Linked DNA regions of Homo sapiens: region 2 is linked to region 1. Evidence: read pairs that join two places in POLR2A ChIA-PET (ENCODE). Cell type or tissue: PC-3. All regions are shown on one strand.

Region 1 (5,000 bases):
TAAGTGGGTCAGAGGATCATGCTTCCCAGGGATGGACTTCACATACTGAACTATCTGCTCCCAAACTAAATGCTCTTAGGGTATAACCATCACATAGGAGGGGGACAAAGAGGCAAACTTATACCCACAGCCTCCCAAGGAATGTGCTGTGACAAAGAGGTAGCTCTGCCCCTAGCCAGCATCTTAGAAGTTAATTCTTAAGTGTTCAGAGAGAAATTTGATCCTGGTATGTAACCAAAGGTGTGACCACATGTTTTCATCTAGTATGCAACTCATGGTTCTTTCATGCATGGTGAGGTATCTGTGTAGATCTTTATCTTTCGACATTATACAAAAATGGTTCTATAACTCAGAAGCAGTGCCTTGGGTGTATGTGGCCCCGCCACTTCCTGAGGTCGGAGGCCATATGTTTCCTGCTCTTCCCTCTATCACTTCAACCCAACACACTGCCTTGCACCCCCTAGAAACTCAACCAAGGAATAATTCCATCAGCCATTTCTCAAAAATGTTGATTCTTTCTATAAAATGCATTGTCATAATATGGTGCTTAATGAATAACTTTTTTTTTTTTTTTTTTGAGACGGAGTTTTACTCTTGTTGCCCAGGCTGGAGTGCAATGGCATGATCTCAGCTCACCGCAACCTCCGCCCCCAGGTTCAAGCGATTCTCCTGCCTCAGCCTCCCGAGTAGCTGGGATTACAGGCATGCACCACCACGCCCGGCTAATTTTGTACTTTTATTAGAGACGGGGTTTCTCCATGTTGGTCAGTCTGGTCTTGAACTCCTGACCTCAGGTGATCCGCCTGCCTCGGCCTCCCAAAGTGCTGGGATTACAGGCATTAGCCACCGCACCCAGCTATGAATAACTTTTAAGCTAGGACATCTAAACACTTACTATCAGTATTTTCCCTTCTATGATCTTTATTTCTCCCTAGAGAACATTTTACCAGAACATTTAGTTATTTGATGAGGGAATTTAATTATTATTCCTCAAAGTTTAGAAGATTTACATCTGGCTAGAAGCAAAATCTCTCCCCAAAATGGGAATGCTTATGATTTACATTTATCTCCATCTCCACATTATTGATGTGAGGAATGCAGAAGGTGCTTTCTAGGTTGTTAGAGTGATTCTCAATTTCAAAGTAATAATAATAATTAAGATGAAGATTTGTAGAGCACCTATTATGCACTGGGCACCACCCAGTTTATATTTTCATACTAAGATTATTATTATCACCTCTATTTTACAGATGAGGAAAGAGAGTGGAATGTTAAGTAATTTTCCCAAGAACCACACCACTGGTCAATGGTAGAATCAGGACCTAAGTCCAGAGTCCAGGGATAACAAGTTAACACTACCCTGTAACTCTCTAACAGCTACAACTCTGGTTTATTATACATCCATGCATAATCACTAACATACGTTATTTCCTGTAATTTGTTTTAAATGGTAGCCTTCACAGTAGCCTGAAGGTCTCTTTCATTTAGAATCATCTTAGCCTTTCTGCTGATATAGCAGTCCCTCTGCAGCTCCTGTCCATGTCATTCAGCAGACTAGGTAAGAACACAGGCTCAGGAGCTTTAGCACTCACGTTAGCCCTTGATCTCACAATTAGTAGGCACTAAAAACTATATATATCAAATATATATTTCAAGTCTGAGCAATAAATAATTTGAAAGCACATATTTAAAAAATAAGTGTATAGGCAAGACAGCATCACAGGTGTCAACACTGACATTTGGAAGTCTGACTGATATAATAGATACATAAGTTAAAGGTGAATTCCAAGGAGCGAGCTTTGCCCAGGTAATAAAAATGAGTCAAACTTTCTGTTTATTTCTAAGGACTATTGGAAAAAACCTTGACAGACAGCAAAGAATCTACAAAAACAACTTGTCAAACCAGTAATGCCCTAGATGATGGTTTTTCTGGATTAACTTTGTATTAGCCAAGTTTAGGTGATAAATTTTTTGCCATATAAAATAATTTCTAACAAAGAGTCCACAAGCTTAAGTTAAACATTAACAAGCAAAAGTGTAACATACACTTTCTGTTTGAAAAATAAAAAGATCAGTGTAAACATTGACTTTAAAAAGAAAGAAAAATTTATTCTAAAAATTTAATAATGTATTTAAAAATTAATAATTAGAAAGTTTGGCTTCTTTAAGTTACTCTTAAACGGTCAGGGTGAAAATTTTTTATTCAAATCGTTTTATTAAAGTATTCCTTGTCCTTTCTTTCATTTGTTTTACTCCTGAACTTTCAGTAATTTTTACCTTACATCTCAATGTCATATTTACTGCAAATCAACCTATATGAAGAATCAAAAAGAATTTAGTAGTGCCCTAAAGGAAATCAGACTGTGGATCTAGAAGTGAAAAAAAAAATCAGAAGAATGACTTTCTTAAGTGTTAAAACTCTTTGCAGCCTTCTTAATCATTTTTCTTGAGCTCTTCATGGAGAATTAAGTCGACGTGGACATGCTACCTAGATAAGTAGACTTGCGGTTGAAGAACTTTCTCAGGGAGGCCAAGGTTATGACTAATCCTGCAAGTAAAGCCTTGGCACCAAGCAACAAGGTTTTGAGAGAAGATAACCTCGTGGGGCTTTTTAAAAGGGCAATACCTGACAATACTTTTGAAAATCAAACTTGCGGTCTTTTCACAAGATGGCGCCGAAGGCGAAGAAGGAAGCTCCTGTCCCTCCTAAAGCTGAAGCCAAAACGAAGGTTTTGAAGGCCAAGAAGGCAGTGTTTAAAGGTGTCCACAGCCACACAAAAAAAGATCTGCACGTCACCCACCTTCCGGCGGCCCACGACACGGCGACTCCAGAGGCAGCCCAAATATCCTCGGCAGAGCGCCCCCAGGAGAACAAGCTTGACCACTATGCTATCATCAAGTTTCTGCTGACCACTGAGTCCGCCATGAAGAAGATAGAAGACAGCAACACACTTGTGTTCGTTGTGGATGTTAAAGCCAACAAACACCAAATCAAACAGGCTGTGAAGAAGCTCTATGACATTGATGTGGCCAAAGTCAACACCCTGATTAGGCCTGATGGAGAGAAGAAGGCATATGTTCAACTGGCTCCTGATTACAATGCTTTGGATGTTGCCAACAAAATTGGGATCATCTAAACTGAGTCTGGCTGGCTAATTCACCAGAAAAAAAGAAAGAAAGAAAGAAAAGACAATCAAACTTGTGGAGCAGAAGAGAAAAGAATCCATGGGACTTCTCAGATGGAAGATCATTGAGGAGGCTCTTTCCTTCCCATGAGTATCACTGGGACAGGCCACTTTATTTTTTCTGTAGCCATATCTTCCAACAGACGCTTATACCAACTTTACTGCTTCATGGTCATACACAAAATAAAAGGTCTTATATATTTATAAGTCTCTGCTATTTCTGACTCAACCTGGTGTTTTCCACAAGAATTGAAAGTAAAAAATGGGCAAGAGACAAGAACAAGAAGGATTTTTTTAAAGGCAGGAGAAAAAAACAGATGTATAACATTTGGAATAAACGAAATAAAACTGTTATTATTTATTTAAAGATAAAATTATTTACATTAAAACTCCACATGAGGCTGGGCACAGTGGCTCACGCCTGTAATCCCTACACTTTGGGAGGCCAAGATGGGCAGATTGCTTGAGCCCAGGAGTTCGAGAGCAGCCTCGGCAACATGGAGAAACCCCGTCTCTACTAAAAATACAAAAATAATAGCTGGGTGTGGTGGTGCCTGCCTGTAGTCCCAGCTACTTGGGAGGCTGAGTTGGGAGGATCGCTTGAGTCCAGGAGGCTGAGGTTGCAGTGAGCCAAGATCATACCACTGGACTCCAGTCTGGGCAACAGAGCAAGACCCTGTCTCAAAAAAAAAGAAAAAAGAAAAAACCTCCAAATGAAGCCAGGCACAGTGGCTTACACCTGTAATCCCAGCACTTTGGGAGGCTGAGGCAGGAGGATCACTTGAGGCCAGGAGTTTGAAACCAGCCTGGGCAACATAGCAAGAAAAACATTTTTTTTTTTTTTTAATTAGCCAGGTGTGGTGGTATGTGTTTGCAGTCCCAGCTACTTGGGAGACTGGGATGGATTGCTTGAGCCCAGGAGCTTGAGGCTGTAGTATAGTGAGCTATGATCACACAATTGCACTCCAGCCTGGGCAACAGGGTGAGAACTTGACTCTGAAAAAAATAAAAATAAAAAATAAAAAAAGAAAATAAAGACCCAAATGTATCTGCTAAAGAGAATTTTAGAAATACTGGGAGATTTTTAGCAAGGTAGCTGGATGTGACATTAAAATAAAAAAGTCATTGCATCTCTGTAGAGTAGCAGCAAACAACTAGAAAATTTAATTAAAGAGAAAATGCCATTTATAATAGTCTCAGAGAACATCAAGTATCTCAAAAGAAATTTGACAAATAAAAATTTTAAACAGTATTAACAGAATTTTGAAAATCTACATAAATGGAGAGTTAGCTAGAAGATAATATCAAAAACTTACCAATTCTCCCCAAATTAAGCTATAGAGACAATATTATGCCAGTGAAAACCTGAATAAGGACTTTCTTAAAGTACAGTAAGATAATTCTAAAATTTATATGAAACTTTAAAGGACCAAGATATTGCTGAAGAAGAAGACCGGGAGGAGGAAACTTGCCCTTCAAGGAATCGGGGCTTATTATGAAGCTATTGTAATTAAGGAAAGGCAAAATGAGACAAACAGACCTATCGGACAGAACAGGCAGCCCATGCATTTAAGAAGCTTTAGTATATAACATAGGTGGTATGTCAGACCGCTGGGAAAGGAAGGAATATTCTAGATCCAGGGGGAAATAATAAAATCAGAGTTCTACTCAAGTCGCAAATGCAATTCAACTTCAGATGAAGTAAGGACTTATATGTGAAAAATAAAACTTCAAACTCTCATAGTAGAAAAAAAGGTGTCTACCTTTTAGAACTGAGAGCAAGGAAAGGTTTCTTAACCAAAGATACAAAAAGCG
Region 2 (5,000 bases), 1.2 Mb after region 1:
TGAATTAGTAATTTCAATTCCTCATTAAGAAAGCCTGCTCCTTTCTGGTGATTCTTTCCTTAGTCTTACTAGTTTCTTCACACAGATGCATAGATTAGCACTCAACAGAAGACTCAAGGGAAATCCTCTTCAGCTCTCTGAGACTCTCTCTCTCGGTGAAGCTCTCTCCTCTCTGGTGCTCTATTCTGAGAATTCTTGCCTCTTGAACTCTGAACTCTGTTTCCTCAACTCAGGGAGACCTCCAGGTTATGCATGGGCTGCTTCTGCTTGTGCTGTGACCTTGACATACTCTCTAGACAGTGAGCTGGGGCATTCGTAGTGCTCACATCATTTGTTTACTTTTTCTCATGGATCATTCTCCTTTGCCACCTCTTGTTCAATATCTAAAACTGTTATTTCATGTATTTTGTTCAGTTTTATAAGTTGTTTAGGGTGGGAGGTAAATTTTGGTTCTCATTTCTCTGTAATGGTTGGAAATGGAAGTCTTCAATGACATTATTTTCATTATAAAATGAGCAAACTTGCTGGGCGCGGTGGCTCATGCCTGTCATCCCAGCACTTTGGGAGGCCAAGGCAGGTGGATCACAAGGTCAGGAGATCTAGACCATCCTGGCTAACACAGTGAAACCCTGTCTCTATTAAAAATACAGAAAATTAGCTGGGTGTGGTGGCGGGTGCCTGTAGTCCCAGCTGCTTGGGAGGCTGAGGCAGGAGAATGGTGTGAACCCGGGAGGCAGAGCTTGCAGTGAGCCAAGATCACGCCAGTGCACTCCAGCCCGGGCGACAGTGCAAGACTCTGTCTCAAAAAAAGAAAAAAAAGAAAAAAAATGAGCAAACTTATTTAAGAAAATTTGGAAATTACTTAACACATAAGGAAATAAAAGCAAAATGCCCATTGATCATTCACCAAACACATGATATGTTTGTCTATTTCTTTCATGTATTGTGTTTCCTATAATTAGCTTGCTTTAATTTTTTTCAAAAATGAATATATGAATATGGTATTTAAAATACAATTTTAATACTTAAATTTTATTTAATTAAAAGTGATTTCATGATCACTTTCCTGTGTTCTTCCTTAGCATCATTTATAAAGCCTGCACAATACTCCAACATGTAGACGTGTGTGGTAGATTACTTAACCTTTTATTTACAAATAGACATTTAACTAGTTCCCACATTTTGTTACTATAATTGATAAATATTTTTACATAGGGATTTTTGTTTAAGATGAATGATTTACTTATGTTATATTAGAAGTAGTCAATATAAGTATTTTAAGGTATTCAATTCATTTTGCCAGATTGATTTCCAAAGGGCTGTATCAATTTAAAATATTTTATTCACCACTCCAAATACAATTATAAAGTACTTATTCTCTACCACTCACTGTGCCAGGTTCTGGTGATGTAAGATGATCAATACCCTAACTCTGAGTTCTACGAGTTTATAGCCTTTTAGTTGTAGAGACAAACATGTAAATAGATGAGTGCTACAAAGCATTATGGGCACTCTACAGACATGTGAACGGGACACAGTGGGTTACGTAGGGCAAATAAATGTGTCTATTTCATCTAGTATGGAATCTGATGAACAGTAGCGATTTAATCAAAAGTTGTTGAAAAAGGCACAGAGAGAGAACAAGCAGTTAAAGGAGTGACTATTCAATCCATTTAGTGACTTGTTTGGGAAAAGTATCTTAGAGGAACCTGTGATTTGTAATTAGCATATCATTTATTCTTTCATATATTCATTTTACATGTACTTTTGGCAGTGTGTCAGGGACTGTGCTAAGTGCTAAGGACATCATTGCTACTGTTACTGTGGAATTTGCTGCCTGGAAAGGAAGACAGAAAATAAACAAGCAATTAAAATAATGGAGGACACAGGATAGTATAATAGAAGTGAGTCACTTAGTGCAGGGGTCAGTAGAGGCTTTCCACAGGGCATGACAGTTAAGGCATGACTTGAAGGATAAATAAAAGTTAGTTAGAAAAAAAGGGGAAAAGACAGAAAAGTGAAAAATGGTTCCAGGCAGAAGCAATCACATCACTCATCTATATGCAAATAAATGTTTGTCTTATGTTTGAGTTGCTTAGAGATAGTTTATTTGCTTACATACTTTTCACATCCTCCCACCCAGCAATGTGGTTTACACGGTTCTTGGCTTTCTAAACCTTTTCTTTTATGAATAGCACAAAAGTAAACTTCTCCCTAGATCTGATCCAGATTCAAGTTTAATGGGGTCCTAATCCAGAGTTTAAATATGCTGCTTTCGAAACCACCCCATTTGATAAGCAACGCTGCATCCTTTCTGTAGTTGAGGAAACTGAGCTATGAGCTGCAACAGAGGTAGAGCTTTGTTGGGACTGAGGCCTTGCCCCTTACTGGATGGAGGACCTGGGGGGAACCACTTCCCTTCTCCAGGCTTCCACCTCTGCATCTGTAAAAGGGTGTTCCTAATACCTCCCAGGATGACTACATGAGTGACTCAGATAATAAATGTCAAGTCCCTAGTTCAGACTAGCAGTTTGCAATCCTGAGTTCTTTTCCTTGTCCTAAAGGGCCCAGGCACGAAAGCATCAATTTTACTTATTTGTTTTCCTGGGCCCCCTCTTCTAGTTAGCTGTGCCTTTTTGATGCTGTTTGATCATTCTGTCATTCATCTAATATGCTTTGAGTGCCTACTGTGTGCTAGGCAATGTCATTAGGTCCATCTCCCAACTCAGCCTCTCCTGAGAATTGACTACTTGTGATAGCTGAGGGCTCAGAAATCAAAGAGCTAAGCATGCTGTACACAAGGCTGGTGTGAACATCTCTGAGTGAGGACTGGCAAGGCCTGCCCTGCCTTGGAAAGTACTTGGCTGTGTGACTGCCCTTTACACTGCTCTGAGCACTGTCCCCAGACTGCTGGGTTCTCACTTGTCATATCCAACTTACCATAAGACCCTGGAGACATGTGAAGCCTTGCTCTCTGCACAGATGGTGGGGCCATACCAGGAGTGCTCTTGAATAAAACAGGACAAGGACCTACCCTGCAGCATTGCCCTAAGAAGACTTGCAAGCAGAAGATGGTGGGAACTGAACTGTCAACCAAAGAGCTGTGGAATCCACTCCTGGGACTGAGCAGACATTTTCCCAGGCTGACTTACACACTATAGCCACTCATCACAACAGAGAGGGATGGCCCACCCAATACCCTGGCCTGGGTCCCCTGTGAGTTCACGCTGTCTTCCGCCTTTGCAGGGAGATTGTAGCACACATCTCTCCAAGGTTACATCATCTCCTGAAGGCAAGGGCCTCTAGTGAGTTTTTGCTGGCTAAGTCCTCAGGGCAGGACTTGGTGTCCTTGATATAAAACATCTGTCTTGGGAGGCACAGTTGGGAAAGAATGAAGGATTTTTCTGGGAGCTCAACTGGCTCACTGAGCAAAGGCCAGGAGACATTTGGTGAAGTAGCGGAAGGCTGTAATATATAAACAAGATGTGAGTGTGCTTTTCAGGAGTGATGCATATCTATGGAAAGAAACCACAGGCCTCCTTTCTCTTCAGGCATGGGAAGAGAAAAGGACCTTTGTAATCTATGTGTGTTTATTTGTTTGACTCAATGGATAAACAGATATCAATATATTGCTATCTATCTATCTATCTATCTATCTATCTATCTATCTATCTATCTGTCTGTCTTGCCCTGGGGTATAAATGAGTATCTATAAATATCAACTTTTTCCCTGTAAAGTTTGCTGTTTGTACAGCATTCACTCTTTGTATAGATAGCTTCCTCCCATCAAACGCCTCAATGCCCTAAAATCAGTTGGGATGTTTTTCCAAAACTGCTGATAGGCTATCTGTATTTCTAAGGAGATGAAGGAGTTATATAATAGACCTTATTCTCTAACAGAAAAAGGAAGAAGCATGGGAATATTCCAACTAACCTGACTGAGGAGCTTGATAGAAACTTAAGGAAACAAGTCAGAGGATAAGAGCTCAGACTGTAAGAGGAAATGTTACTAAAGAATTTAAATGGCAATTCTGTCCTGGCCTCATTAGCTTTTTAAGATACACGATGTTGGGGCTTACCAGCTGGAGAGGACAATAGAGGAACAATATGAGGAAACAGGTGAAAAGGTTCTTCCTACCTCCCTGGACCTCCTGAGATCAGAAAGAAGGAAACAATCTGAAGATGCAGTGGATTTTCTCCCTTAAGCTTCTTTCTTCGTTCTCTTTTGATATTAATCCAGGACAATGGGTAGAGAAAGAATCTTCGAAACGTTAACTATAAGGCAGGCATGGATACTTAGGATTTTGAAAAATATATATGTTGCCGGTATGTGCACAAAAATGTGTGTGTGTTGCCTGCGGGGTTGCGGAGGTGTGGTTAGTCAAGTTGTCCAGGACAACCAGATCACATCATAATCATCTTTTGAGACTTGGCTTAATGGAAATCCCTTCTTCTTCTCTAAGGCCTTTGCCAACTCCTCTTCCTGACACCCACACAAGATGAAATCTATCTCTTTGTGTATGCACGTCATATATTTGCACAACTTTTATCCCACCTAGAACTCTGACTCTTCCTATAATTGTGGCCAAGGATTGTGTCTCAGTCTTTTTGTAACTAAGCATCCAACATAGTCCCTGATACATAATAATCAAATTGAATAAATTAATACGTGTATATAACTTACTTTCTCCATTTATGTATTCATATGCAAACAAAAAATATTTCATATGTTAGAGATGTAAGGCTACATAACCTCTCTGTGAGGCACATTTGTTGCTTTGAAAATCAATGGAGTCCAAACTTTAAGTCAATGTTTCTCAAGAAGATATTGTGATTCAGTTAGTCTGGGATGGGTATTGTGCTTTTATTTGTACATGCTCCAGATGACTTAAATGTGCTGCTAGGATTATAACTACTGATTTAAGAAGAGAAAGATTTTTTGGGGAGACTTAAATTAATTGATCCCCCCCTCTTTTTAGTGATTTTTATGTCCCCAAAAA

What was found. ChIA-PET counts read pairs that join two places held together with the same protein. Peaks named below come from ENCODE experiments on the same cell type or tissue, not always from the same donor. Only the 100,000 strongest peaks of a DNase experiment are listed, where the experiment ranks them.
Region 2: POLR2A ChIA-PET joins it to region 1 with 5 read pairs; 1 of 35 experiments calls an interaction of 5 or more read pairs at or near these places.

What each region holds. Positions count from the first base shown.
Region 1 is chr18:23,707,957-23,712,956 of GRCh38, reverse strand. All of the region lies in intron 1 of LAMA3 (laminin subunit alpha 3), which reads right to left. It also overlaps the pseudogene RPL23AP77. Among named protein-coding and RNA genes, the nearest start is that of LAMA3, 21 kb to the right of the region's middle. In PC-3, a CTCF peak has its summit at 2,695 (motif pointing right); DNase peaks (open chromatin) are centred at 1,826 and 2,536; H3K4me3 peaks cover 369 bases; H3K27ac peaks cover 2,461 bases.
Region 2 is chr18:22,502,332-22,507,331 of GRCh38, reverse strand. No RefSeq gene overlaps it. Among named protein-coding and RNA genes, the nearest start is that of CTAGE1, 87 kb to the right of the region's middle. In PC-3, no CTCF peak of the experiment used is centred here; a DNase peak (open chromatin) is centred at 2,481; H3K27ac peaks cover 2,292 bases.